2 separate regions of the Mus musculus genome follow, and region 2 is linked to region 1. The links are chromatin loops, found by intact Hi-C in ENCODE. Cell type or tissue: left cerebral cortex. All regions are shown on one strand. Each heading gives the region's core, and the rest is flanking DNA. Links, peaks and the distances in the headings are about the cores only. Region 1 has its middle 23 kb from the start of Gm38647. Region 2 overlaps Arhgef4 (Rho guanine nucleotide exchange factor (GEF) 4).

Region 1 (15,588 bases), core at 3,036-11,035:
CTTTCCATTTCCTTCGTCTCCCTGTCTGTCTGCCGATAGCCTTTCACCCTCCCCTCCCCCCAAAAAGCCTTACCCTAGATCTACATAGCTAGCTTGGCAGCGTAACTTCTTAGTAAGAGTGAGAGCCAGTTGGGGTCTCAGACTCAGGTGCAGCAGCACATAGTCCTAGGCCTGGCAGAAAACAGGCAGGGGCCGCAGTCAGGATGTTGTTTCTCTCCACCACCCCGAGACTGGAGAAAACAGGGACCCAGTGGCCTCTTCTTTCCCCTCCTTTGGTTTGCAGGGAACTGGGCAGCGGTGTAATTTCATACCTTGGCACGGGCCCGCCAAAGATACCTCACCCGCATTTATTTTAGCATTTATCTTAACATCGTCCGCGTGTGTGCTTGTCTCTGATTCTCAGTCTGCAGGGGAAAGATGTGGCCCTTTATTCAGTATGTACCCATCATATGTATGTGCCTGCCACCTGGACCCTCTGATTGCTTGGGGTCCAGGTGCTTAGGGGAGCATGGTAAACTTCCACAAGGGAAAAATAAGGATCACAGAGTCATATGAGGGTGCCTGTACCTCAGAGTCTGAGTACCTAGGACGCCTGTTAGACTCTTTTAAGGAAAGAAAGGATAATGGATGCCCAGACACAGGCTCTCAGTGGGGTGTCAGCCATTTCCCTGTGTCAAAGAGAATTAGGAAGTCGGCTATGATAAGGGTGGGGAGACAGCTGCTGCTGGGGACCACTCGGGCAGCATCTGTACTGAGATCTAACACACAGGAGTTCCGGGGCCCTGCACTTAGGAGCAAGCTGGGCAGTTTGCAGGCAGTGCAAAGATGGACAAAGGTGACTTCTTGGAGGTGAGGTGCCTGAACCCTTTCTTAAACTCACACAAGCAGTAGAGAAAAACTCTCACACTCCAGTTGAAAATGCCAGCACCTGACTAATACAGATGCAGATACTCACAGCCAACCATCGACTGAGACTGAGGACTCCATTGGAAGAGCTAGGGGAAGGACTGAAGGAGCTGAAGGGAGCAGCCCCATAGGAGGAACAACAATATCAGCTAACCCAACTCCTCCGAGCTCCCAGGGCCTGCACCACCAACCAGAGCATACATGGAGGGATCCCTTGCTCTAGCTACATACTAGCAGAGGATGACCTTGTTTGGCTTCAGTGGGAGGGGAGGCCCTTGGTCCTGTGGAGAGTTGATACTCCAGTGTAGGGGGATGCTAAAGTGGTGATGTGGAAGTGGGTGGGTGGAGGAGCACCCTCATAGAGGCATAGGGGATGGGGGTAAGGAATTTGTGGAGGGAAGACCGGGAAGGGGGACAACATAAGAAATGTAAATAAATAAAATAACCAATAAAAAAATGGAGTTTAAAAATGAAGTCTATTCTGTACCATTCAAAAGATACCCCAGCTTATAAAGATTTAACAATGAGACCTATGTGTCCCCCACAAGCGTAGGAAATGAACCACTTCCACCCTGCAAGGTGGTGGTGGGGGGACACCTTCAGTCAAGGCAAACAACTCCTAGCAGCCTTCATATGAAGAGGTAGAACTCTCAGCTCCTCCTGCACCACACCTGCCTGGATGCTGCCCTGCTCACACCTTTCTTTTCTTTTTCTTTTTTTTTTCCATTTTTTATTAGGTATTTAGCTCATTTACATTTCCAATGCTATACCAAAAGTCCCCTGCTCCCACCTTTCTATTATCTCCTGATGCTGGACTGAACCTCTGAACCTGTAAGCCAAAACCAATTAAATGTTGTCCTTTATAAGACTTGCCTTGGTCATGGTGTCTCTTTACAGCATGTATGCACACACACAAGCACACACAACACATGCAAACACATATGCACACATACATGTATACACACACACACACACACACACACACACACACACCTATATATGCTCCATCCCCTGCCCTAGGCCATGCGCAGTGTGACCAGGAGGCTGGGAGCAACTGGATCCTCAGGTAAGAATCTCATGTTCTACTCTGAGCCTCTGTTCTACCAACCTAGTTAGGATGATCTCCTGCAAGGGAGAACAACTAAACTCCCCAAATGACTGTTGCTTGCCTCAGAGGACAGTTACACATAACAGGTTGTTCCAAATAACACACTTAAGCACAGAAGTGGTTTTGTGAACGTTTTAGTTACAAAGCAAAAAATTCATGAGCAAGGCATTTTTTTTCAAATATATTGATGGGGGACACCAGGCAAATGGATTCCAGTACAGCAGGAAGTCTCTGTGATCAGCCTCAGAGGCTCTCTGTTAGCGTTCTTGTTCCGGGTTGGTGGAAGCCAGTGGTCTGCTAAGAATACACACTGAAGGTTTTGCTTCACAGTCAAAGCAAGAATAAGCCAGAGACAGAGATGGTCAGTGGATGGTTATTAAAGAGATGATAGACAGCTCAGGATAATTTGACTCCTGGTTCACAACACACTGTATTAACGCACTTCTAATACATCGGTCAGCCAGATAAAGTCCTCAGTATAAACATGCGCCCTCCTGCCACAGGGGCATCTGTTGATAACCTCCTCGCTAGACACGCTTTTTTATTTTTATTTTTTTTTATTTTTGTGCATGCTGAATTCAAATGTCATTCCGTGTCCCACAGGATTGAGGGTCCCTGGGATGTGATAAAGATGACGCCGAGCAGCCAGAATGATCTTCCAGAGGGAGGAAGGGGCTGGTGAGATCACTAAGGAAGAAGTCCCCAGCTCTGTCGACATCCCTACCCATCTTGATCCAGGCCTGTTTGTTTTTGTTTTTGTTTTGTTTTGTTTTGTTTTTCTTTCTCTGCCCTCTGGGTCTGACATATAATAAAAGAAAAAAAGTGCCTAAAATTAAAGTCGCAGCATGGACCTAAAGAAGCAGAAGCAGCAGGTGGTCGAGAAGGCATTGTAAAGAACCACAAGTCACTTTGGAGGGGTCATCACACCCCTCTAACCAGAAGCCAGGCTGGCTATGTAGAAAGCTTCATCTCTCAGATTACTTGATTCCTTTTCAAGTCACAGGAATAACTCCCTCACTCCCACCACTTTTTCTGTATGGGGGGTGGAGGGGTGGGGGGGTGGGGGGAGGCCTGTAGAGGGAACTCTGTCTCAAGAGGAGGTTGAATTCCAAGTATGACCCTTACTGACCATAAAATTTTGATGAGTTTAATTTTTTTTTGGGGGGGGGCGGTGGTGTTGGTTAGTTTTATGCCAACCTGATGTAAGATACAGTCATTTGGGAGGAGGGAACCTTAACTGAGAAAATGCCACCAAAAGATTGGTCTCTGGGCAGGTGGTCCAGAGCAAACCGAGCAAGTTATAAGGACCAAGCCATCAAATGGCATCCCTCCATGGCGCCTGCTTCAGTTCCTGCCCTGACTTCCCTCAGTGATGGAGTGGAGTCTGAGAGTTGCAGGCTAAAATAAAACCCCTTTTCTCCCCAGTTTGCTTTTGGTCGCTGTGATTTATCACAGGACTGGGAAACAGCTGAGACGATGCCTCACTCTGCCCCACCTTCGTGTCCCACAAACTGCCGTTATAAACTGGGTTAGACCTGTGCGTGGCACATAGAAACTGCTATGTGAGTGTCTAACTGAGTCACGAATGAGATCTAGAGCCTGAGTTTTTGGTTTAGGGAAAACATGGGGCTTGGGTACCAGAGCAGTCATAACAAAAGTGTGGTTGACAGGAAGACAATAGGCCATCGACGCCATCAAGATCACAGTGATCTTTACTGAAATATACCAAGGCAAAGTAAATCTCACAGACAACTTCTAAAAGATGTGAGCATTTTAATTGGCTGGTCCATTGACCAGGGACCTAGGATCGTTACCAGGGAAACAGGAGCTTTCCTTTTCGGTTCCCAGTTTCATTAATAAAAGTTTCTTAGAGGAAACCATTAGAAATAAGAACAGGGGTAGCTCATTAAGAAAGGAAGGGTGTTCCCAAGAACAAGAGTGAACTAGTGAGCAGAAACAAATCCTGCCGCAACTGTCCTCTCTTCTGCTTGAAGTTTGAGGGCCTTTGGCATCCACTGTTCTTAGAAGAACCCAGGTGTCTTAGTTAGGGTTTCTGTTCCTGTCAAGAGACACCATGACCACAGCAACTCTTATAAAGGACAGCATTTAGTTGGCTGGCATACAGGTTCAGAAGTTCAGCCCATTGTCATCATTGCAAGAAGCATGGCAGCATCCAGGCAGACATGGTGCAAGAGGAGGAGCTGAGAGTTCTACATCTTGTTTCAAAGACAAACAAAAAGGGGCTGTCTTTCAGGCAGCTAGAAGGAGGGTCTCAAAGCCCACCTCCACAATGACATGCTTCCACCAACAAGCCATACCTCCTAATAGTGCCACTCCCTGGGCCAAGTGTATTCAAACCACCACACTGGGTGAGGAAGAGCCTCCAGTCTTTCGAAGACTGGTTTCTTTCATGTATTAATCTTGATGTTTCAGTTCAGACTCCCTCCCCCAAGCCCAGGACCCAGACTGAGCCTCTTTTTATCCTGTCTGTCAAAATGGAATCCCTCCAGGATATCTTATGCTCCAGTGCCAGAAGGAAGACCTTCCTGCCCCAAGTGTGTTTGCCTTCCACTAAGTCGCAACACTGTTGCAGAGAAGAGAGATGGGTTCATATTTTTCACCCTCCCCATTTTGTCCAAAACTAAACAAACTTGTGTTTCCATTTCTCTATATATCACATCTTATCTTAAAAGAGTGAGTATCCATACCCTGAACAAGCTCCCTGGCTTTCCTGTATTTATTGTGAATGTGAGCTATGGGTGGGGAGGGGAGGACTGTGATGCATGCGTGTGTCTATGTGTGTGGGTGTCTGCTTGTCTGTCTGTCTATGTCTGTGTGTCTAGGCCAGATCTCAACATTTGGGTGTCCACCTTACTGTTTGAAGCAGGGTCTGTCACTGAGCCTAAAGTTTGCTAATAATAGTTGGCTAGCAGGCCAGCAAGTCCCCACAATCCTCCTGTCTCTGCCTTCCCAGCCCTGAGACTGCAAGGCACACTGGGTTCACACTGGTTCCCCATGCTTGTGTGGCAAGCACTTCACAGTGGCTTCATTTAAGACTTTCAGTGACAAGGGCTGGAGAGATGGCTCAGTGGTTAAGAGAACTGACTGTTCTTCCAAAGGTCCTGAGTTCAAATCCCAGCCAGCAACCACATGGTGGCTCACAACCACCATCATAAGATCTGACGCCCTCTTCTGGTGCATCTGAAGACAGCTACAGTGTGCTTATGTATAACAATAAATAAATCTTTACAAAAAAAAAAAAAAAAGACTTTCAGTGACAAGCAGCCAACTCAGAAAGCCTGTTTTCTTCCATCATGTGAGGGTTGTTCCGGCTGCCTTTCTGGGACCAGAACATCCTGACCAGGCACAAGGCACTTGTCAGAGTCACAGCTGATGGGTAGCGGACCTCCTGTCCCAACTCCATCAGTAATGTGGGAGAAGGCTGTGGAGTGGCCTGTAGAGCCCTGAACTTCACAAATCCAGTCACCATGTTCTGCAGCTGAACCCTGCACTCACCATCGTGTGAGGGCTGAGTCTACCAAATGGCACTCTGCCTTCTGTGAAGAGCTCAGCAGCCCATTTCTTTTTGCAGAATCCCTCTGTGATCACTCAGCATGAAAGCCAGTGCTCAGGGGTATCACGATAGTTCTTATCACTAAACATCAGAAACGTAGACTCTGGGACCTTTCTAGGAACCCCAGTAAGCCCTGGCAGGTACCTCAAAATATTCCTTGAACTTGGTGACTGGCACTTCCCAGTCTTTGCTTTTCTTACCTTCTGCAGGTTAACAGCTGGCCATGGAAGACTGTATTTCTCCATTTTAAACACCTCAGCCTCCCAAATTCCCCCCAAATTCCTCACCTCATTGCGCAAATGGCTCAGAGTATTATCAGGAAGCAGTTGGTTACTCTATCCACCAGCAGTGTCCGTGCCGTGGCAGACCCTCAGTACAGGGCAGTTGACTGTTGGAGCCTGAAGGTGCTGCAGACACTAAGGTGATTCAACTTAGTTGGTTAAAGTAGCTCACTCCCTTGGGTTCACTAAACTGCTCTGAGAATAAGATGCGCTCAGATGAGTCTGAGACTCTTCAGTCTGAAGTCCGCAATCGAAGCTATTCCGCAGACAGCCACACGAGGGCGCTGTAGCCCAGGGGAAATGAAGGTGATATTAAGTGCCATAGGGCGGAGGCCAGATGCAGCTCTCTGTGGCCCCTTTGGCCCTAACTGGGATGAGTTCACTGCATAGAACATGAACTTACATGCTCTCCTGTTTTGTGGCCTGGAGGAGGAAAACTTGCGACATCTAGGAGAGTGAACTATTGTAGCGTAGCCACAACCTAGACTCTAGTAATTCCAAACGCAGGCATAGAAACTGATTCATAGGGTAAGATTAGGGGAGTGTGTGCAGCCCAAGGAGCCCTTCAGAAAGGATGTCACTCCAGGACAAGATGGCTCACACAGCCCAGCTAACCACTCTGTCAAGTGCTTGTCAGATTTTCAAGTTTAATAAAGCCCCACCTTGCATAGATCAGTAGTTGGCAGAATGCTCGCCCAGTGTCCGGGAAGCCTTAGGTTGGCTCTCCATTCAGAACCTCACAGAGCTGGGTGTGGTATGGTGCGGACCTGTAAGCCAAGAACCTAGGAGGTGTAGACGGCATGATCGAAGTGCAAAGTCATCAAGTCCCACTCAGCTACATAGAGAGTCTGAGGCTAACCTGGGCTACAAGAGACCCTGCTTCAAAAAAGAAAAGGAAAGAAAAGAAAAGAGAAGAGAAGAGGAAAGGAAAGGAAAGGAAAGGAAAGGAAAGGAAAGGAAAGGAAAGGAAAGGAAAGAAAAGAAAGAAAAATGAAAGGAAAGGAAAGGGAAGGAAAGAAAAGAAAAGAAGAATATATGATGTGCGTGTATGTATGTGTATGTGTATATGTACATATATATACATATATGTGTGTGTATATGTATGTGTGTATGTATGTATGCATGCATATATATATATACACACACATATATATGTGTATGTGTGTGTATATCTCTGTGTGCATGCATATATGTATGTATGTGTGTATGTATATGTATATATATATGTGTGTATCTGTGTGTGTATGTGTATGTGTGTACATATGTGTATGTATGTGCATATGTTATGTATGTGTTGTGTGAGTGTATGTATATGTGTATGTACATGTGTGTGTATATGTGTATGTATATGTGTGTATGTGTGTACAAAAAAACCCTGCCTCAGCTGTTCAGCAGACAGATAGATACAATGACCTTACCATAGAGTGATAGAAAATATAGAAGGAACATCTTCACTATGAACCATGGGACAGCTCTCTGCTCCCAGTGTCCACCAAAAAGGGCTGCCAGAGCCCAAACCTCAGGTGCCACCAGATGCAGCACCCTCATTCTGGAAGCGTTTAGAGCCTTCCTCTGGAGCCATATTTAGAACAGAGGCCAGAACAAGCATGCCATTAGCTCCCACCATCGTAGCCTCACTCCATGAGATCATAGGAACAAGGAGCCTTGTACTGACCGCTCTCTCCCTTCCGGGCCTGCTAAGTGCAGCTCACTCCCTGCTTTGAACAGGGACCCTCTGAGTTGAGGCAGCACACCTTCATAAGCACGTGACAAGGCAGAATGGAAACATTTCTGAGAAGGTCAAACTCATTTCAAAGAAAAGCAACTTATCTACCTCTAGAGGCTTCCCCTTGTCCTGCAGGCTATCACTGAGACCCAGCTCCCATGCTACAAGGCTCACTGAGCACCCTCAAGCCCATCCCAACTGTGAGCTAGTGGACTGGTGACATCCTCCCTAAGACAGAACTATACCTGGGTCTGAGCGTGGATGTAGAGGTGGACAACCTTCCCTGGAAGAGCCACGAGAAGGAGGAGAATAGTCAAAAGCTGGCAGTACAGGGAAAGGAGACACTGTCTGGAGAGACAATGAGAGCTGTGGGTGAGCACTGATGGGCCCTGATCCCTGGGGCATCAGGTACGAGTCTCCCTAAGAGAACCTTGCCTATAGGTAGCCTGGCTGGGGTGGGGGTGGGGAGGCACAGGCACAGCAAGACAAGATGCTGAGAATCAAGAAGTCACCCAGAGGATGTGGGTACAGCAGAAGAAAAGTGCAGAGTTAGAATGCTATTGTATTAGTCAGGGTTCTCTAGAGTCACAGAACTTATGGATAATTTCTAAATAGTAAAGGAATTTATTGATGACTTACAGTCGGCAGCCCAATTCCCAACAATGGTTCAGTCGCAGCTGTGAATGGAAGTCCAAGGATCTAGCAGTTACTCAGTCTCACGCAGCAAGCAGGCGAAGGAGCAAGAGCAAGAGCTAGACTCCCTTCTTCCAATGTCCTTATATTGTCTCCAGCAAAAGGTGTAGCCCAGATTAAAGGTGTGTTCCACCACACCTTTAATCCCAGATGAAAGGCATAGCCCAGATTAAAGGTGTGTTCCTTAACTCGGAGATTCAATCTTCTGGAATCCATAGCCACTATGGCTCAAGATCTTCAAACCAAGATCCAGATAAGGATCTCCAAGCCTCCAGATAAGGGTCACTGGTGAGCCTTCCAATTCCGGATTGTAGTTCATTCCAAATATTGTCAAGTTGACAACCAGGAATAGCCACTACAATCCACCCCTTGTCAACTTGACACAAATAATATCTCATGTTCACATGAAACAATAACAAGGTTGTAAATACGCCTAACATGATATAACTATCCCTCGTACAATCGCAAACGCATTAGTAAATTTACAATGGGCATTCATATTACTTTATAATCCTCGTTTCTGCAACTGGTTACGTGGCCTTAATTGGTATTTATAACTACCTTCCTCTACTACCCATTCTGTATTTCCTTCACCTTCAGCCAGCACCTCAGCAGGTCTTGGCTCTTTTCCTGGAGGATTGACCCATACCTTCATTCCTGATGGGTCTGCGTCCTTTGTCATCCTGCTTGGATTAGGCTGTTGTAGTTTCCCATTGACTTTAATCACAGGACATGGTAGTACTAAGAGACGCCCTAAGGGATCTCCTGCACTCCAGACATAATCTTGCTTACCACCATTGTGAAGAGGTAATCCAATTTCCCCATGGTAATCTGGATCTATCACCCCTCCTAACACTGTTATTCCTTTTTTAGCCTGTTGGTTTAAGGGCATTAGAAGCCCAAAATGACCAGGGGGAAGTCTGAGCTTCCAGTTCAATGAAATGTTTGTTGTAGCTCCTGGTAGGAGCACTCCCCTCTCTGGAGCCAAAACTTCTAAGCCAGCAGAACCTAGAGTTATGGGGACAGGAAGCAAAAATTTTCCTAGAGGGTCACTAGGAGTGATAGTAAGTGGAACTATTCCGTTTTCCACCCCTTGATTCCTGGACCCATGAATCCTGGCTATGGGTGAAACTGTACCATATATCGAGCGCTGATTCAAAGCATATACTGCCTTCTGAAGAACTCTGCCCCAGCCTTCCAAGCTGTTACCACCTAATTGGCGCTGTAACTGCGTCTTCAAAAGGCCATTCCATCTTTCTATCAGCCCAGCTGCTTCAGGATGATGGGGAATGTGGTAAGACCAGTGAATTCCATGATCGTGAGCCCACTGTCGTACTTCTCTGGCTGTGAAATGAGTTCCTTGGTCAGAAGCAATACTGTGTGGAATACCATGACGATAGATGAGGCATTCTGTCAGTCCGTGAATGGTGGTTTTAGCAGAGGCATTACGTGCAGGAAAGGCAAATCCATAACCAGAATAAGTATCTACTCCAGTAAGAACAAAACGCTGTCCTTTCCACGAAGGAAGTGGTCCAATGTAGTCAACCTGCCACCAGGTTGCTGGCTGGTCACCTCGAGGAATGGTGCCATATCTGGGGCTCAGTGTTGGTTTCTGCTGTTGGCAGATCTGGCAATCAGCAGCAGCTGTAGCCAGGTCAGCCTTGGTGAGTGGAAGCCCATGTTGCTGAGCCCAAGCATAACCTCCATCTCGACCACCATGGCCACTTTGTTCATGTGCCCATTGAGCAATGACAGGGATGGCTGGGGAGAGAGGCTGATTGTCCACAGAACGGGTCATCTTATCCACTTGATTATTGAACTCCTCCTCAGCTGAAGTCACCTTTTGGTGAGCATTTACATGGGACACAAATATCTTCACATCCTTTGCCCATTTGGAGAGATCTATCCACATACTTCTTCCCCAGATGTCTTTCTCACCAATTTTCCAATTGTGATCTTTCCAAGTCCCTGACCATCCAGCCAATCCATTAGCTACAGCCCATGAGTCAGTGTATAATCGTACATCTGGCCATTTCTTCTTGCAAACAAACTGTAATACCATGTGTACTGCCCGAAGTTCTGCCCACTGTGAAGATTTCCCTTCACCTGTGTCTTTCAAGGTTGTCCCAGAAAGGGGTTGTAATGCTGCAGCTGTCCACTTCTGGGTGGTGCCTGCATAACGTGCAGAGCCATCAGTAAACCAGGCTCTAGTCTTCTCCTCTTCGGTCAGTTGATCATAGGGAACACCCCATGAGGCTATAGGTGCATGCTTGGCAGCAGATGGCATTGTAACAGGAGTAGAAACCATAGGCATTTGAGCAACTTCTTCATGTAACTTGCTTGTGCCTTCAGGACCTGCTCTGGCCCGATCACGTATATACCACTTCCATTTGATAATAGACTGCTGCTGTGCACGTCCCACTTTATGACTTGCAGGGTCTGATAGTACCCAGCTCATGATGGGTAGTTCAGGTCGCATAGTGACTTGGTGTCCTATTGTCAGACGTTCAGTTTCCACTAAGGCCCAATAGCAGGCCAAGAGCTGTTTTTCAAAGGGAGAATAGTTGTCTGCAGATGATGGTAGAGCTTTGCTCCAAAATCCCAAAGGCCTTTTCTGTGATTCACCTACAGGGGCTTGCCAGAGGCTCCAAACAGCATCTCTATCAGCCACAGACACCTCAAGTACCATCGGATCTGCTGGGTCATATGGTCCAAGTGGTAGAGCAGCCTGCACAGCAGCCTGGACCTGTTGAAGGGCCTTCTCCTGTTCCAGGCCCCACACAAAGCTAGCAGCTTTCCGAGTCACTTGGTAAATAGGCCTAAGTAACACACCCAAGTGAGGGATGTGTTGTCTCCAGAATCCAAATAGACCCACTAAACGTTGTGCTTCTTTCTTGGTTGTAGGAGGGGCCAGGTGCAATAACTTATCTTTCACCTTAGAAGGAATATCTCTGCATGCCCCACACCACTGGACTCCTAAGAATTTCACTGAGGTAGATGGTCCTTGAATTTTGGTTGGATTTATTTCCCATCCTCTGATACGCATATGTGTTACCAATGAGTCCAAAGTGGTTGCTACTTCCTGCTCACTTGGTCCAATCAGCATAATGTCATCAATATAGTGCACCAATGTGATATTTTGTGGAAGATCCAAACGATCAAGATCCCTTCTAACTAAATTATGACACAGGGCAGGAGAGTTAATATATCCTTGAGGCAAAACTGTGAAGGTATACTGTTGGCCTTGCCAACTGAAAGCAAATTGCTTCTGGTGGTCCTTATGGACAGGTACTGAGAAGAAGGCATTTGCCAGATCAATAGCCGCATACCAGGTGCCAGGAGATGTGTTAATTTGCTCAAGTAAGGAAACTACATCTGGTACAGCAGCTGCAATTGGAGTTACTACCTGATTTAGTTTTCGGTAATCAACTGTCATTCTCCATGATCCATCTGTTTTCTGCACTGGCCAGATAGGAGAGTTAAACGGAGATGTGGTGGGAACCACCACCCCTGCATCTTTCAAGTCCTTGATAGTGGCAGTAATTTCTGCAATTCCTCCAGGAATACGATACTGTTTTTGATTCACTATTTTCTTTGGCAGAGGCAACTCTAAAGGCTTCCATTTGGCCTTTCCAACCATAATAGCCCTCACTCTACAGTTCAGGGAACCAATATGAGAATTCTGCCAATTTCTGAGTATATCTATCCCAATTATACATTCTGGAACTGGGGAAATCACCACAGGATGTGTCCGGGGACCTACTGGACCTACTGTGAGTCGGACATCAGTCAAAACTCCATTAATCACCTGCCCTCCATAAGCCCCTACTTTAACTGGAGGGCCACAATGTTTCTTGGGATCCCCTGGGATCAGTGTCAACTCAGAACCAGTATCCAGCAGACCCCGAAAAGTCTGATTATTTCCTTTTCCCCAGTGTACAGTTACCCTTGTAAAAGGCCGTAGGTCCCTCTGGGGAAGAACTGGAGAAAGGGTAACAGCAAAACCTTTGAGTGTCTTATCAAGATCCTTCCTCAGAGGAACCTGGCCACCCCTTCATTCAAGGGGTTCCGGATCTGCAAACTGTCTCAAGTCTGGAAATTGATTCACTGGCCGAGATTGCTGTTTACCACGATCTAATGTAGCCTTTCTTTCATTTGTTTGAGAATTTTTCTGCTTATACAGATCAAACAAATATGCAGTAGGCTTCCTATGTATTTCATTCCTGGAAACACCATGATTGATTAGCCAGTACCAAAGGTCCAAGCGAGTCATGCCATTATAAATTTCACCTCTCCTGTGCTGACCATTACTGGGTATGTTATTATAAACATTCTTTTGTCTACGCTGTCCATTATAATAACTAGGATCACCTTGTCTCCGGCGATTCAATGCTGCCACCTGGCCCTTGTTACCTCGGGATCCAACTAAACCCAGTGAATTTAATTCATCTAATTGAGCAGAAGCATCTCCAATGCTAAGATCTGGCACAAGGAAAAGGGAAAGAACAAAACCCTTCAAATGTGCTGGTGCCCCTCTCACCAATTTGCGTCTTATAGAGCTGGTGAAAGGCATATCTTCTGGACCTTCCCATTGTGGACAATTATGCTTTACACAATATATCCACTCTAGCATTGCAATTTCCCTAAGTCTTAAAATCCCTTCATCAACACTAAGCCACGGAATATCAGGCATCTCCAAGTCATTTCCAGTAGGCCATCTTTTGATAAACACCTCAGCCAACCATTCAAACAAACTTTTGACACCTTTTTTAACTATGCGAGCTTCCGTATTAAACCTAGAATCTCTACTCAGAGGACCCATGTCAATAAACTCAGCCTGCTCTAGTTTTATGTTCCTTCCACCCTTATCCCACACCCTTAAAATCCATTCCCACACATATTCACCAGGTTTCTGCTTGAATGAATTAGCAAACTCATTAAGCTCCTTAGTAGTGTAGCGAATTTCCTCATGGACTATACTTTCTACCTCCCCTCTAGGAGCCTGTTTTGCTTTGAGTCTGGTTACAGGTCTAGAAGAAACTATTGGTGGGCCGTGAGCAGACTCTGCAAAATTAATTTCCTCATGTGGGGAAGGCATTATTTCAAGAGGTGGGGCTGAGGGTACTACTTCCTCAGGTGGGGCAAACCCTTGAGAATCTGAGGATTCAAAATTCTCAGCTTCAACATGGTCTTCCCACACATCCCCGTCCCATGTTGTAGGATCCCATTCTTTGCCAATTAGAGCCCTTACTTTAACTGTCGACACACTCTGAGGCTGAGACTTGAATTTTCTCTGTAGTTCAGCCAACCTTACAATGAGAGTTTCTGTTTGATTTTCTGCAACTTGAGCTCTATTGCTACAAGAGAGAAGATTCTCCTCAAGGACACACTTAGCAACTTTTAGATCGTTTACTTGTGTCTGGAGCCTTTCGATTTTATCACACAACTCCTTCCTTTCATTCATCATTTTTTCCACAGATACTAAGAGCAGCCAGCCAGTAAAATCATTTTTCGATTTTTTCCCCATCTTGTAGAAAGCTTTGTGCACTGAATCACCTAATTCATTAAGAAAATCAAGGGCATTAGCTTCTTTAAGTTCGGAATATAGTTTCAACCATGGGTCTTCAAAATTCTCTGAGCTCCCAGGAGGGAGAGAATCTGGAGAGGTTTCAATATTTGAAAGTGCAGGTGGATCAACAAGCCAATTCCAGTATTTTAAAAGATTCATCCTTGTACTTCTGTTACTCTAGAACCACTCCTGGTACCAACTTCTGTATTAGTCAGGGTTCTCTAGAGTCACAGAACTTATGGATAATTTCTAAATAGTAAAGGAATTTATTGATGACTTACAGTCGGCAGCCCAATTCCCAACAATGGTTCAGTCGCAGCTGTGAATGGAAGTCCAAGGATCTAGCAGTTACTCAGTCTCACGCAGCAAGCAGGCGAAGGAGCAAGAGCAAGAGCTAGACTCCCTTCTTCCAATGTCCTTATATTGTCTCCAGCAAAAGGTGTAGCCCAGATTAAAGGTGTGTTCCACCACACCTTTAATCCCAGATGAAAGGCATAGCCCAGATTAAAGGTGTGTTCCTTAACTCGGAGATTCAATCTTCTGGAATCCATAGCCACTATGGCTCAAGATCTTCAAACCAAGATCCAGATAAGGATCTCCAAGCCTCCAGATAAGGGTCACTGGTGAGCCTTCCAATTCCGGATTGTAGTTCATTCCAAATATTGTCAAGTTGACAACCAGGAATAGCCACTACAGCTATATTCCCAAAGATGTCCCTTGCCCTCAGCCCACGTTTTTGTGGGGTCTACGATGACAGACAACTTAGACTCTTCTCTGTTCCTCTGTCTACTGCCTGCTACTGATCTTGCCTACACCAGCCTGGAAACACTGCAAAGTCCCAAGACCCCCAACTCCTTCTCAGCCTGGCCTGGAGCTTTGACCCAACAGCAGGTTATGTGGTTATCTTTATATTTAAATTCCACTTTTTTTCATTATTTTAAAATTTTATTATTATTTATATTAGTTGCTGTGATGAGAGTTTTCTGTGAAGAGACACCATGACCACAGGCAACTGCTATAAATAAAAGAAAGCATTTAACTGGGGGCTTCTTACAGTTTCTGATGGTTAGTCCATGATCATCACAGTAGGAAGTGTGGCAACAGGGAGGAATGGGACTGGAAGCTTAACTGATCTTCAGGCAGAGAGAGAGAGAGAGAGAGAGAGAGAGAGAGAGAGAGAGAGAGAGAGAGAGACTGGGCCTAGAGTGCACCTTTGAAACCTCAAGGCCACTTGAGTGATGCATCTGCCCCAACAAGGCCACACCTCTTAATCCTTCCCAATCAATTCCACTAACCAGGGACCAAGCACTCAAATATATGAGCCTATAAGGACTATTCACATTCAAAAATTCTAGTGTGCATATCAAATAATGTCATATTCTTTATTTCCTTTATTAAGGATGCAGAGTCTACCCTGCAGCTATTTCCTTAGAATTGAAGCATTCCACCCTAGAGGGAAGCTCAAGAAAGCCCAGAAAGTTCTAAAAGAAGGATTATGAGCAACTTCAAAAATTCAGGAAGTCTCCACCCCTGCCGCAAGGTTTTATAAGCAGCAAGGACAGCTAAAGAACCTCTCTGACCTTGTCTGTCTGCATGACGTGCTGTGAACCCCAGGTTTCCAGTTGTCACGAGCTGTCACGCATGCAGGGGTGAGCTTCAGTGATGCTGTCTTTGAGTCACTTCTGTGACTTGTAAGTAACTCTTCATTCACAATCCTTCAAGCAACCCCAA
Region 2 (15,588 bases), core at 3,104-11,103, 57 kb after region 1:
CTCTGCCTCAGTTTTCTATAAGATGCTGTAAAGAATTGGGTATCATTTCGTCCTCAAATATTTGCTAAACTTCATTGGTGAAGCTCTCTGGGCACGGTGCTGTTCTGCAGTGCCCTTTCATATGTGATATTTGCCTCTGAGTGTTGGTAGAGAGATGTTATCTTTGTGCCTATTAGGCAGGAATTCAGCCACTCCATCTAAGCAATCAAATTTATGGGCGCAGACATACCCATAATGCACCTCTGTTATCCTTTTTTATCTATGATATCAGTGGTTCCTTGTTTTTAAAAGTATTTATTGTGCTGTCTGAGTGTACATATGTGTGTTGGCATTCACATACCCCAGAGTGACTATGGAGGTCCTAAGACAACTTTTAGGAACTGATTCTCTCTTACCATATGGGTTCCCGGGATCAAACTCAGTTTGTCAGCCTTGACAACATGTGCCTTTCTCAGCTGAGCCATCACACGGGCCCCGGCCCTCTGTCACAGATTTTATTCTTATATCCACTTCTTTCAAAAATATTTTCTAATTTCAACTGTGATCTCTGTTGAGACATAAAGGATCACAGGAAAGAGAACTACCCATTCTTTCTTTGTGTTATACGTTCCTCTAACTCTTTACTTTAAAGAGTTCTCAGCTTCATAGCTGCATTCAGTGGAGAGGTAGGGTGAGGTATGGATACTCCATCTCTACCTGGAGATGGACCTTTCGTGTGGATTTTTTTTCTATATTGGAGATTGAATGTGGACTCTTACAGATGCCAGGTATATTGGTTGGGTGTCTTTAGAGGATCTGAACTGACAGCATGCATCTACATAACTAAAAAGGGATTTATCAGAATGGCTTACCTTCTGTTCTTGAGTTAGTCCAACAATGGCTGTCTTCTGGTAGAAAGGCCAAGAATCTAAAAGTTGTACAATCCACAAGGCTGGATGTCTCAGCTGGTCAGTAGGTTCTAACACCAGAAAAGTAATGCCTCCACAGCAGGATGAACGTGCCTGTGAGAGTAAGGGCAAGCAGACAGAACACAAACGCTTCCTTCTCATGTCTTTTCATGTAGGCTGTCACCAGCAGGTGTAGGCCAGACGTAAGGTGGGGCTTCTGACCTCAACTGATCCAAACTTAGAGCAGACCTATCCACCTCAAATGATCTAATCAGAGTAACCCCTCAAAGTTATGCCCAGTTGCTTGAACTTAAGTTCATTCCAGATGTGGTCAACTTGACAATTAAGATTAGCTGTCAAAAAATAATTTTTTTTCAAACAATGTAATTTCTCCATAGCTGTGACCAAGTGTCTGGGAGACTAAATGAAAAAGATAAGGAGGTTCACATTAGCTCATGACAGGTAGGAGAAGAAAAGGTCATCACTCTCAGGAAGAACAGTGAAGACAGGGAGGGACCATGCCAGATGTGTTCTTCAAAGGTGCATCCCATGACCTACTTCCTTCAACAGGCCCTACTTTGTACAGCCTCTACTGCCTCTCAATAGTTTTCTAAGATATTTAACTCATCATTCACCAAACCATTGATTAAGACAGTTCTCATGATCTTATCTAAGCACACACACACACCTCATACACACACACACACACACACACACACACACACACACCTCATACACAATGTGTGTGAATCACTATCCCTGAGGTACTTCTCAGTCTACTACAGAAGGCTATGATAGAGATAAAAATCAGAGTCATTGAAGACAGCAGGTGGTCACCGTTGTGTGACACTCTTGGAGGAGATGTAAACAAAGCTCTACTCATTCTAGATAGGGCACTAATGATAGACCAAGTTAATGATACCACTGGAGTCCAACTTAATGACCCAGTGAGCCTGTTGGGGTTTCTTTCAGTAGTATGAATGAAGGGTTACTTACAGGAGGAGGGGGTGACTCAAAGGCAGCTGCATCACCGAACGACCACCCTTGAGTCAGGTTATCTCAAGAAAACAATTTACAGTATAAGTAAATGAGGACATAGGAGAAAAAGTGCCATGTTGGAGGCTTGGGAAGGTCTGTGTGGCTAGGGGAAGGCTAGGGGAGTAAGGCTGCTGGTCTGTAGAATAGAGAAGCTACTAGAAAGCATTGCTCACTGGGTGGCAGCTAGCATGTGGATGGGCAAGAAGGCCTTTTGTTTGGTCTTCACTGGCTGGTAGTGCCCTTCTTGATCAGGTGAGAGGACACCGTGAGGTAAAGAAGCAATCCTCGTAGGCACTTGGTCCCTACTCTGGGGAGGAGATGAGTGTTGGATGTTTGTTCCTGCCTGCCATATGAAGGTGTTTTGTTTTGTTTTGTTTTGTTTTTAGCTGTGGCTTACTTGACTTACAATTCCACATCACCGTTCCTTATCGAGGGAAGCCAGGCAGGAACACAGATAGGAGAGGAAGAGGCAGGAACTATGGAGGAAAGCGGCTGGTTGGCTTGTGCTCAGCTCATTGTGTTCCACAACCCAGACCCACCAACCTAGCGATGCTGGGCTTTCTTAAATCAATTATCAATATGACAGCGCTCCATAGAAACAGCCACAGGGCAATCTGATGGAGGCAATCTGTAATCCCTCTTCCCAAGTGACTCCATAGCGTGTCGAGTTTACTATAATAACTAATCAGCAGAGATGGAATGACAATGAAATTAGCATACCAAGAACAATAACCTGGGTGTGAATGTACGTGTGTGCCTGTGTGTGTCTGTGTGTGCGTGTACGTGTGTGGGCATCCATACTTCCCATATGAGGCAAACACCAACTGAACAATGACCCCAGCTCCAACAACAGCCTTTATATCCTAGCAAAGTGAGACCAGGGAAAGCAGTTAGGTTGGTAGGCAAGCTCCAGGGACTGTGTTCTCCCTGATGGAGTAGAGCATGGAAACTGTATTTGCAGGTCTCTCTAGGCTGGGGAATGACTGGGTCATACTGATTCAAACCCTACAGGAAAAGGGTACAAAATGTCTTGTGTGTGCTTTTGCCCATTAACCCTGGGGATCAGAGGCTCCGGGCTGGAGTGGTACTGCTTGTTGGCATCCTCAGTGAGTGTGCTCAGTAAGCCTGAAAGAGGTCCTGCTCAGCAACCTAGTTTGGCAAGCAGAGCCCATTGGCCTTCGGGTTGCCTGGCAGCAGCCAGGAAGCTATTATCCCTTTCTGGGAACTGCCCGCTGAAGAGGAATTTGGGGAGTATGTGAAAGTCCCTGTGCCTCTGAGAAGAATCGCCATCCACTGCTGTTATTCTGTGCAGGGAAGCTTGCCACATTGTTCCTTCCATAATTATTGAGGCTTCTTCTCTTGTGTGGCGTTTCCTCCCCAGCTCAGAGGCAGTAAACAATATTCTTCCTCTTTGATGAGCTGAGACTTAGCACCTGAGAGTGGGGCAGGGTCTCAGGAAGAACTGAGTGTGGGCAGGAAGAAGGAACAGGGACTTCGGAAGGAAGGTGGGCGTGGCCAGGTGGAGCAGAAATGATTGTGGCAGGGGTGGAGTCCCGTCAGCTGAAGAGAGCATGTCCTGGACCCCAGCTTCAGGATGCTGTTCAGAAATGGGGACCAGGAAGAGGTTCTGTGGCCTTGTTTCTTACCTCAACCAAAGATTGTGTGTGCATAGAGTGTGTCTGTGAATGTGGAGGTCAGAGGTCAACCTTAGCTGTTGTGCCTCAGATACCCAGAGAGTCTCAGGCATTTTGCTTTCTGTGGCGCCTCAGTGCTGGAATTACAGGTACATGTCAGTGGATCACCACACAGATTTCTGTTTGTTTGGTTTGTTGGTTTTTTGGGACTTGGGGGCTGTCATGGTTTAAATATGTTTGGCCCAGGGAGTGGCACTATTTGGAGGTGTGGCCTTTCTGGAGGTGTGTCACTGTGGACATGAGCTTTAAGATCTTCAGCCTAGGTGCCTGGAAGTCAGTCTTCCACTAGTCGTCTTTAGATGAAGATGTAGATCTCTCAGCTCCTCCTGCACCACGCCTGCCTGGATGCTGCCATGTTCCTGCCTTGATGATAATGGACTGAACCTCTGAACCTGTAAGCCAACCCCAATTAAATGTTGTCCTTATAAGAGTTCCTTGGTCATGGTGTCTGTTCACAACATAACTAAGACAGAAGTTGGTACCAGGGACTGGGGTATTGCTGTGATAGGTCTGACCATGCTTTTGTTTAGAAGAATGTGGATTTGGGGACTTGGGATTTGGAAAGCCATGGAATGCTTTAAATGGGGCTTAATGGGCTATCCTAGTAGGAATACGGGACTTTGTTACTGAAAGTGACTTGAATTGTGTGGCCCTGGCCCAAGAGGTTTCAGTGAAGATTTCAGAATGTGGTCTAGCGGTTGTTTTTGTGTTATTTTGGTAAAGAATGTAGATACTTTTTGCCCTTGTCAGAAGAGTCCACCTGAGTCTAAGGTAAAGCAATTTATATTAATTGCACTGACGAAAAAGTCTCAAAAAAGCCCAGCAGAGACTTTGTTCTGGTTAAGTCACATGAAGAACATTTTAAAGAAGCATAGCTAGCTTAGAAAGGAAAAATATAAAATATATTAAAGGGGCACCAGGAAGTGAAATGGGACTGATCCTATATTCTAGAAGATGACAGATTTAGGGATTTGGGGGCAAGATCCCACCCAGCTAAATTTAGATGCAGGCACGGTGGTACACACCTTTAATCCCAGGAGACAAAGTCAAAGAGATCTATGAGTTCAAGGCCAGCCCGGAGCAAAGCAAGTTCTAGGTAAAGAAAAGCTTAAATCCAGGCTTGGTGGACCACACCAATCCCAGCATTACAGGAGACAGAGCTATACAGATCTCTGAGTTCAAGGTCATCTATAGAGCAAGTTCCTGGAAAGTCAAGCCTATGCAGACAGAGTTGGAAAACAAAAAGCTGGTAATAGAATAAGGAGGCAGGCCATGCTCCAGCCCCAACAAGCATCAGAACACAGCAGCTTCAGCCACGTGGCTCTGGCTTTAGAGTGAAAACTAGGATGGACTACTGGGACAATTGATCCTGGTTAGCTGGAGCTAAGAAATTAGTGGTGATTCAGAAGAGACCAGCATCATTGAGGTGAACTCTTCTTGGAAGTGTTTTCTGAGAGTCCAAAGAAGCTGTGTTCCAGAGATAGCCAAGGTTGTACCTCATGCTGCAGCTGTTCTTGGTAATGTTTAAGAATCACCCAGGTGGTACTGGATATGAAGGCATGAAGGAAGGGGTCATGAAGAGCAGCTGAGTCTTGGCACTGTGAAAGGCCAGGGAGGGCCATTGGTGAAGGTGCAGCGCCTGTTGTAGTTGATGGCCTAGGACTGAAGGGGTCTTACATGCAAAGGATTTAAGGTTTGGCACCATGAAGAGAGCCTATGAGAAACTATTGTTGAAGAGTAATTGCAACAGAAGACCCCATTGGAGATGCCAGTACCATGGTATGATCACCATGAACAGCATCGGCAGTGGAGTGGATCCACCTGAGCTTAGAGTGCTACAGAGGGCAGAGCTGGAAAAGTGATGCCAGCCCTTTGGAGGAGCCCAGAAGATCATGTGCGGGTCCCAGACATTGGGACAAGAAGCTGCAACATTGAAGTTGCTTTGAAAGACCTTAAGATTTTCGAGATGCCAGAGCCATATCTGCTGAGGAAAGCTGCTAGCAGGGAGTGGAACTAGTCCAGGAGAAAGAAGTTTGTTTCAGTCAACAAGAGGAATCGGAGGTCTGAAAACTGCTTTGACATCAGTCATGGAGATGCAGAGTTTGGAGTTTGCCCAGCTGGTTTCCTGTCTTGATTCGGGGATTACAGTTAAGTGACTGGATGGATCTCAGAAGAGACTTGAACTTTGAACTTTTAACATTGATGAGACTGCTATAGACTATGGGAACTTTGGAAGTTGGACTAAATGTAACTTTTTATTATGTTATGGCTCCATTTGACCCCATGGACTTATGTGTTTGAATAAACCTATGGGGGCCAGGGAGTGGAATGTCATGGTTTGAATATGCTTGGCCCAGAGAGTGGCACTATTTGGAGGTTTGGCCTTTTTGGAGGTGTGTCACTGTGGGTGTGGGCTTTAAAATCTTCAGCCTAGCTGCCTGGAAGTCAGTCTTCCACTAGCAGCCTTTAGATGAAGATGTAGAACTCTCAGCACCTCCTGCACTACGCCTGCCTGGATGCTACCATGCTCTTGCCTTGACGATAATGGAACCTCAGAATCTGTAAGCCAGCCCCAATTAAACGTTGCCTTGGTCATGGTGTCTGTTCACAGCAGTACAACCCTAACTAAGACAGGGACTAAACTCACATCCTCATGCCTGTACATCCGACGCTTCACCCACACACTAAGTCATCTCCCAACCTACAGGAGACGTTTCTAAACCTCAGTGTCTTATCTCTGGAGGAAACAAGGAAACCCTATTCATGAAAACACACACACACACACACACACACACACACACTTTGTGGCACTTTCCAACATTTCCGGACACCTGTCTGTCCATGCATTAGGTTCTCTGAATCCTGACTTGAGGGACAGACTCGTGCCAACATTCTAGGACACTGAGCCCTGCTCTCCCAGATCCTGGAAAAAGGCCCTCAGAGCCCTGAGAATAAAATTTCTCACATCTACCACTGGGGCAAATGAAACAGAGCGACCTTGTTTCTGGCTATGAGGCTCATTCTTCTCCCCATTCTCAGTAGAGCTTCAAAACACGAGAGCCCAGCCCGGGGAGCCGCCCAGCCCGGGGAGCCGCCCAGCTGTGATAGCATATCAGCATATCCACCAGTGGTGTTAGCTCTGTGAGAGTCCAAGCCTGTCTTTAGCTTCAACTCTGATGCAAGCGAGCAACTAGAAGGACCTGGCACCGCCTCCCATCTGCAGGGAAGGTTAGACAGCACAAGCAGTGGGCTCTGCTTTTTAGAGAACCAGTGGGTGCCTGTTTCAGTCAGTTCGCCATTTTATTAACAAAGAGAGTGAAAAGTGGCCACTTTTTATGTAGTTTCAAAGGGTAGAACTACCTGGGACATGAATATAATTTCAATCAGTCTTACGTACTTCAGTCCACCCCTCGTGATCAGAAAAAAAGTGAACCTCACGTGACTGGACAAGGGCCAGATGTAGTGTGGCTTGGAAGAGGGTAGGGCATTTGATGGTGTGGCGTCTACTGGTGACATTGTCCTGAGCTTTCCTGCAGCCGAGGTAGCCCCTCAGCAAGGCTTTTTTGGCAATAAATGAACACTGTTGCGAGATCCCTGGTGCCCTCTGGTGGCGATAGACTGTTCCTGGTGCTTTCCCTGAGAGGTGAGAGTCTGGAGAAAGCTGTAGTGAAATACCTGCTCCAACTTCATAGCGGGACATCAGGGCTGCTGTCCACCTCTGTCCTGACTTCCTGGCACCTCTCACCAGGAAGCAGTTTCATTCCTATTGTTCTCCTTTTACAAGTCAGCAAGTGTGTTACTGTCTGGGGGGCAGCAAATTGTCTACCTCTCCAAGATCCACAAGCTAGAGGCTCGAGTCGCAATATTTCTGTGTCTGCCTCATTCACTTCTCTCTTGTTTTCTGCAGACCAGCCTTGAGACAGCAGTGCAAGCAGTCTGTCCTCTGGTTTTCTCCTCAAGTTGGGGAGGGGGGAAGCAAGGAGCCCTAATGGGCACAGGTTAGCACACAGCTGATCTGGTAGCCGTCTAGTGCTTCTGGTGGGACGGCCCTCCCCGTGGTTCTTGCGAGTGGCCTTGCTATGACTTGCTCTGTCTGCAGGGATTAGATAAGTCTCTTAATTCTCCTTTGCCTTTTCTTTCTTACATGGCAAATAAGAATTTCCTTAAAGGATGCCTTTTGGAGGGCTCCGGTTGGCTGGTGTGTGGGAATGGGATTGTTTTTTATTATTAAGCTAAACGGAGGAGCATAGGTGAAAACAGGGGCTGGAAAGGTGACTCAGCTCGTAAAATGCCTGCCACACAAGCCCAAAGATCTATCTCAGTTCAGATCCTCAGCATCCTTAAAAGGCCAGGTGTGGGCGTGTCGGGGCGGGGGATGGTAGGCAGACACAGGTAGTGCAGAGACAGGCGGATCCATGTGACTCATTGGCCAGCCACCCCTAGCTAAATCTAAGAGCTTCACATCCAGTGAGTGCCTTAATAAGGTTTTTTATTCTTTATTCCTTGAATAGCTGGGGGTTGGGGGGTGGTAGCTGCTAGAAGTTTCCTTGGCAGAAAATGGTATTTTTATGATTTGTTTCATGGTTCTAGGAATTGAACCTAATACTTGGCACATGCTAAGCTAGCATGGTCACTTGTTTACATGGAACTATTGAAGTTTTTGAAAAGGGTTTTTGATATGTAACCCAGATTAGCCTCAAATTTCTCTTACCTCAGCCTCCCAAATGCTCCAGAAATTTTAATATTGGATTAATTCTCGCAGTGGTTAAGTCACCTTGATGGACTTCTTAAAAATCTAAAGGTGTGTTGTGTTTTTGCCACCACCAATTGAAAGATTGTTTTCCCCTAATAAAGTCCTTTGGCACCAACAGTTTGTAAATCTGCATGGCTTAACTTTGGGTCATAATGTGGTTTGGGTCATAATGTGTTCTACAAGGTGTCCTCACACTATGTCACGCTGCTTCAGTTACTGTCGCTCTCCTTGAAGACCCCAAGCCTGGCAGTGTGCCACCCTAACTTACACCTCCTTTCTGAGATTGTTTTAACTAGTCTAAGACATTTGTATTTCCATATAAACTTTAGGAGCTCCTTAAAATGCATACAAATCCTGCTGGAATTCTGATCGGTATCCTTTGGATCTACACATCACCTCAGAGGAACTGACGTCTTTTAATATTGTTGTAACAAGCACTGATCTTAGTCCAGAGGGCACCCGCTGAGCTGGCCAGGTTCTGTATCCCATAATAATTAATTGGACCAGAGTCATATAGATCATGATAAAAATACACATGCAGATAAAATAAAATAAATCAACCCCCCCTTTTTTTTATAAGAGAGCGTCAACAAAAGCAAACTACTATTGGCTTGGGTGCGCTCTGTTACAGTGGCTGGCTGTGATGTTACCCAAAGGCTTGTGATTTTCCTTCTGTTGTTTGGATCGACTTGACTTTCCACTCACCTGTTAATCTCTTGAAAAAGAGTCTTAACTGTTACAGAGACTCTCTTTTCTAGTATTTCAGGCACAGGCCGCTCCCCAAAGGAATGGTTTATCTGCACGCCAGGCAACCTTCATTTGCCATATTGTTAAATCATTCTTTTCAAGATATGATCTGTGTTTTATTGGGATTCCTTCTTCAATCCACAGATTACTTACTTCAAGGTCTTCCTCGAGGTCTAAGAATATGGGGTTGGGCTGGACAGATGACTCAGTGGGTGGGGTGTGTTCAGCGCAAGCATGAGGGCCTGAAGTCAGATCCCCCGAACCTATGTACAAGTCAGGGTTAGTGGCACACACCTGCAATCCCGGTGCTGGCAGGGGAGAAGCAGACCCTAGGGACTTTAGGGCCAGTGAGTCTAACCGAAACACTGATTCTATGTCAGAAAAAAAAAAAAAAAGGTAGAAAGCGATAGACTCCAGTGACAACTTCTGGCCTCTAGAAAATGTAAATGCTAAGCTCTGGCCTCTAGAGGAGTCTGTATAAATGCACGTGTACAAACCCACCCATTCTCTCGGTCTCTCTGTCTCTCTCTCTCTCACACACACACACAGACAGGGGTGGTCCCTTTTATTTATTAATCATATTGGATCGCAGTCAGTGCTAGCTGAGATAACAGTGAAGCACGGACTGGCAGCCCAAACACAGAAGTCCGAGTTTGAGGTGCCATTCAGGGAGGGTTTCTGATTTATAGATAGTGCCATCCCATTGTATCCTTGCGGGACTTGTAGCCTGTGCACAAACATCCCTGGCCTCTCTTTTCTTATAGAGACACCAAGCCAATCTCATTGGGCCCAACCTGATGAGTTCATATAACCTTTATTGCTCTATCTCGTAAGGCCCTGTCTTCGAATATATGTTCATGGAGTTAAGGTTTCAAGACAAAAATCATGGGTGGACACAGAGCACTTCACAAAGTAGTCTGACCAGCTGTAACAAACAAAAACACATGGCTTGTGTGTCCAGTTAAACTTTATTCATGAAAAGATGTCAGGTTGGATTTAACTCAGGAGCCATCGACTGCTTGTCTAAATATCTAAAGATGTTTGATTTGTGAGGCTAGGTTTGTTTGGGATAATTTTTTTCACCGCTTTCTGACTAACTGATGTGAAGTCTCTGCTATAAATAGAGGAGAGAGCTATGGTGCTCGAGCACGCGGGTGCTCATGCATGCAACAGTTCCCTGAGCTGAAGGGTCTCAGGTGGAGCTGTGGGGCTCGCGCACGCGGTGGTCCCTGAGCTGAAGGCTGATGTGCTGCGTTACATCGCTTGGCTTGACCCAAGCTTCATATTGTTAGTGTAATAAGACAGGTGGAGGGATGGTGAGCCTGCTCGGCAGGTAAGGTCCTTGCCACCAAGACTGACAACCTGAGTTTAAGCCCCAGGACCCCCCACAGCTGGAAGGAGAGAACTGATTGGCAAGCTATCCGTCTGCTTGCTTGCTATCTACAGAACCCTTCCCCATGTTCTTATATCAGACATTCTTACAAAATAAAGTTTCAAAGTGTCTTTTAAAATAAAGAAAAGGGGGAAGATCTAACCGTTCCTGTGTACCCCTTGCAGGCCATTTTACACCTACTAGTTAGTTAGTTAGTTAGTTTATTAAGGTTTTTCAGGACAAGACTTCTATGTATAATCCCGACTGTATTGGAACTTGCTCTGTAAACCAAGCTAGCCTCAAACACGCGGATGCACCTGCCTCTGCCTCCTGGGTGCTGGGATGAAAGGCGTGCACCACCACACCTGGCTTCACCCATAAGGTCATTTTACTCAGGACTCTCCCTCGATTTGTCTTCTTCTGTCAGTTTACAGGGACTGCTCAGGCCAGCGGCACGCTTAGCACAGGCACAGAGCTGGCTGGTTCCTTTCTAATTTATCTTAGTCAGTGTTCTATTGCTGTGAAGAGACACCATGACCAAGGCAACTCTTATAAAAGAAAGCATTTAATTGGGGCTGGCTTACAGTCCATTGTCATCCTGGCAGGAAGCATGGCAGTATACAGACAGATACAATGTTGGAAAAGTAGCTGAGAGCTCTATGTCTGGATCCATGGGCAGCAGCAAGTGAGAGACTCCGGGCCACAGAGCCCACCCTCAGCGACACACTTCCTCTAACAAGGCCACACCTCCCAATCCTTTCAAATAACGCCACTCCCTAATAATGACCAAGCATTCGATCTTTGAGCCTATGGTGGCCATTCTCATTCAAACCTCACAAATTTTTAAAGCCTTTTTAATTTTTCTAAAGCGCTGCATCTCTGCTAGTTAAAGACAAGAGATTAAGATAGGACATAAAGCAAGTGGGAAGGCCAAACGAGCCAATGAACCCAATGCTGCCAAATGCAACAGGCTTATTTCAGCTGTATTTGTGTTTAGCTGTAACCAACCAGTGGTCCCCTGTGCTGTCAGCCCACATACTTAAGATGTGTACAGATGGAGGAAGAAGACAGGCTCACATCCATGTGTGCTGAAATTAATACTTAAAATGCTACAAACCAGAAAGTGGGTTTCCTTTCATTTGTAGAGTAGTCGTTTTTGTTTTGTTGGTATTTTCTCCCGTTCACATCCACGGGTATAAAGAAGCCATTATCACAACCCTTCTCTTGATGTCCGAGCTAGGCCAGGAACGTGGTGGGTCTTCTGAAGTCTGTCACAGAAATGGTGGCAGGGGGGACATGCTGGTGGTGTGCTGGGCTGTGCCTCGTGTGTTTATACACACTGTTCCAAACCCTTCCTTTAGGTGGTGGCTACCTTACAGGTGTGGGACTGAGGTGAAAGGCCGTGTCCTTTCAAATGTCAGAAAGCTGACAGGGGAGATGTGATCTGACCCTGAAGGATGGAGCATGGCTTTAGGCATGGGTGAAACACTGATCCAGCTGCTAAGCTGATGGCCAAGGAGAGGGAGGAACAGTGTTAAGTGTCCTGGTTGGACATCGAATTACAGATCATAGATTGGGCCCATTGGTCTCCATGAGACTAAGGCAGTGGGCAGGACAGGAAGGTGACTGGCAAAGAAGACACTCTAGGCTGGAGCTGTACCCTCCTCAAGAGTAAGGAGTAGAGGCCCCTGGGAAGGACCGCAGTACCCTAAAACACTACTGGAGCTGCCCAGCAGCCGCCTTTACTCTTACCAGCTGCATCTTCATGATAACTGTCCATTAGCAGTTCTGGTTCTATCAGTAGATGTGAAGGCAGCACGGATGTGCAGGGCTTTGGCCATTTGGTATTACACCCATGCATGGGACATCTGACAGATGCAACTCAAGGAAGGGTTTATGTGGATTCACAGTTGGGGTAGCAGGGGCAGCAGGAGACAGCTGGTCACATTGCACCCACAGTCAGGAGCCAGAGGGAGGTGATTTCTGCTACTTAACCCATTTCTCCATTTTAAACGGTGCAAGTCTCCAGCCCATGGGGTAGACTTGCTCACACCAAAGGCAGGTCATTTCCCTTTAATTATCTTAATCTAGAAACTCCTGCACAGCATGCCCAGAGACCTGTCTTCTAGGTTATTCTAGATCTTGTCAAGTCTACTGCTTCATTTAATCTCAGAAAAAGCCCTCACGGGCATACGTACAAATGTCTCACCATCTCCCAGAGGAGTTTTAAAGAGCCAGCTACAGTGACACAGACCTAACCCGCATGCTGTTAAAGCTGCCTGTTAGTGCTTCTCTTTGACACCCTTGTTAGACTTGAAGGCAAGAGCAGTTTGTGGCTGCCTGCCGTGCGTGATACACAGAAATCCCATTCCCTCCCAATATTACGCTCTGGATTAGGATACAGTAGATGATAAGAGGATCTTGCAGTTCTAATTGAAGGTACTAATCACCTGGCCTAGAGATAAAGCTCAAGCTTTATTTGCTGGATGGGGCATGGTAATCGCATGCTCAAAGGCAGCCAGATGTGACACAAGTCAGAGCTCGCAACTATGGCAAAGCTCTGACCACCTTATCTGGCTCAACTGGCAAAGGCTATGTGCAATACTGTGGCTGTGGTGGATTCCAGACTCAATCCATTTATTTGAGTGTAGAGTAGGTTTTTTCCTGGATCACCATGGCAAGCTGTAGCAAGAGAGCCAGATGCCGGGATCACAGTGGCTACAAACAATCAGACCTGTTATCCAAGGTGTTTTCTACATCTCCAGGCTGACCAAATCATTTCCTAATTACATCTACAAAATCAGGGTTTGGTTTGGTTTTTTTGTTTTTGCCAAGTAACAATCTTATTTATGGGGTGTGATGGTTAATATTGTACTGGGGTCCTGTGCTGTCTTAGTCAGGGTTTCTGTTCCTGTACAAACATCATGACCAAGAAGCAAGTTGGGGAGGAAAGGGTTTATTCAGCTTACAGGTCCACATTGTTGCTTATCACCAAAGGAAGTCAGGACTGGAACTCACACAGGGCAGGAAGCAGGAGCTGATGCAGAGGCCATGAAGGAATGTTACTTACTGGCTTGCTTCCCCTGGCTTGCTCAGCCTGCTCTCTTATAGAAACCAAGACTATCAGCCCAGAGAAGGTACCACCCACAGGGGCCCTCCCTGCTTGATCACTAATTGAGAAAATGCCTTACAGCTGGATCTCATGGAGGCATTTCCTCAACTGAAACCCTTTCTCTGTGATAACTCCAGCTGTGTCAAGTTGACACACAAAACTAGCCAGTACATGTGCTGACATTTAGGTACTGAGGTGTGTGCCCATAGGCAGACCAGAGGCTGATGGCATCTGCCCTTTAACTATCTCTTGCTATTCAGGGGCCAAAAGTTGCTGGCCAGGCAAGGGCTTGGAGTTCCATAACTCTTCATGAGCCAGAGAGGGGAGAGAGAGAGAGAGAGAGAGAGAGAGAGAGAGAGAGAGAGAGAGAGAGAGAGAGACAGACAGACAGACAGACAGACAGACAGACATGCATACTGGATAAAGCAGAAAAGAGTTACACTCCACCTTATTTTTTATTGTTGTTCTTAGTTTTTATACCTTCTCAGGATAATCGATCTCATGGTTTTAAAAGCATTTTTACATTCCATAAGTTCATAGCAAGTTTAAGGTAATAGTTCATGTTATAAGTTGATAAGGCTTAAAGAGTTACAGCAGAATTGTTTACATGTCTTTCCATTAAGACTAGTACCTGACTAAACATTTATTAATGTATTTTATGGCTCCACAAGTTCATTATAAGTTTAAAGCAATAGTTTTTATGTTACAAGTTAGCACGGCTTTGACAAGAGACAACTCATCTGCCTTGTGTCTTATTATTTTGAAGTCTTATATAGACTAGTCCATCATTTATTTTCTTTCCTTGCACCTACAATAAATTGCCCATTCCCAGTTTATGACCTTTAGTTATCAGATAGTGGCCTCATTCCTAACCTAGAAGGGATTTTTTTTCCTTGGTCAAAAATTTGTTCCAAACCTGTTTTTCTTCCCTAGTGCAATTAGCTCATGACATATGAAAGTTAGAGAGCTCTATTTTCAACTTTTATTCTATAGGGGCTTGAGATTATTTGCATCAACTTAGGAGTTCTATAAAATCATTATCAGGAATTATGAAATCATCAATTTCTCTGCACAGCATTACTACATGGAAGTAAAGTCTTCATATTGATTCTATAGGTGCTCTTCCCAATAGGGTGGGCTGATACCAAGGAATCATTAAGCTATAATAGTGGCAGGAAAGGCAGATCAGCAGAGAGAAGCTATCCTGGGATGAAGTCTCTGAGGACCTTGCATCTCAGAGCTCACGCCTTGTGGCCATGTAAAACAGTGGGCCATCTCCAGAAAACTCACTTGCTTGCCATAGCCTTTCCTAGATTGCTTCTGACAATATTGAGTGTCAACTTGACAGGATCCAGAATGACTAAAGAGACAAGCATTAACAGGGATGCCTATGAGGGTGTTTCTAGATTAACTGAAGTAGGAAAGCCTACCCTAGCTGTGGACAGCACCATTCCACAGGCTGGAACCTCAGACAGAATTTTAAAAAGGAGAAAGATAGCTAAGGACCAACATTTCCCTCTCCTTCTCTCTCCCTTCCCTCCCCCTCCATCTCCTATTGTCCCTCCCACTCTTCTTACCCCTTCCAGTCTCCGATCCTCTCCCCTTCCCCCTCTCCTCCCCCCTCCCTCTCCCTTTCCCTCCTGACTTTCCTACCTGGATCCTCCCACCCTGCACATGGATTACAGACACATGTCACCACACCTGGGATTTATACAGGGGGTGCTGGGGTCATCATCTCGCATGACAGGAACTTTAACAACTAATGTATCTCCTCAGCCCATTATTTATACTCCTCATGGGTGACCTGGAAAGAAATGGAGTATATATGGTAGTTTTTGTTTTAAGCATATAAGCAATGCATTTCTGGCTTGGTGAATTGCTTTAGTTAAGAACTGAGGCGGGAAAAGGACCATTTTTTTGCCTGGAACAGATCAACAAATCTTGTCATGTAGGAGAGGAACTCATGTCATCTGGCACCAGAAATG

Evidence for each region. A loop is a pair of places that touch in the nucleus more often than their neighbours do. Peaks named below come from ENCODE experiments on the same cell type or tissue, not always from the same donor. Only the 100,000 strongest peaks of a DNase experiment are listed, where the experiment ranks them.
Region 2: a loop joins it to region 1, with 2.3 times the contacts of the local background. A loop is called at or near these places in 11 of 42 quality-filtered maps.

What each region holds. Positions count from the first base shown.
Region 1 is chr1:34,636,497-34,652,084 of GRCm38, forward strand. No RefSeq gene overlaps it. Among named protein-coding and RNA genes, the nearest start is that of Gm38647, 23 kb to the right of the region's middle. In left cerebral cortex, for the core only: a CTCF peak has its summit at 6,145 (motif pointing right); a DNase peak (open chromatin) is centred at 6,166.
Region 2 is chr1:34,693,655-34,709,242 of GRCm38, forward strand. All of the region lies in intron 1 of Arhgef4 (Rho guanine nucleotide exchange factor (GEF) 4), which reads left to right. Among named protein-coding and RNA genes, the nearest start is that of Gm32920, 12 kb to the left of the region's middle. In left cerebral cortex, for the core only: a CTCF peak has its summit at 7,223 (motif pointing left); DNase peaks (open chromatin) are centred at 7,222 and 7,959; H3K27ac peaks cover 562 bases.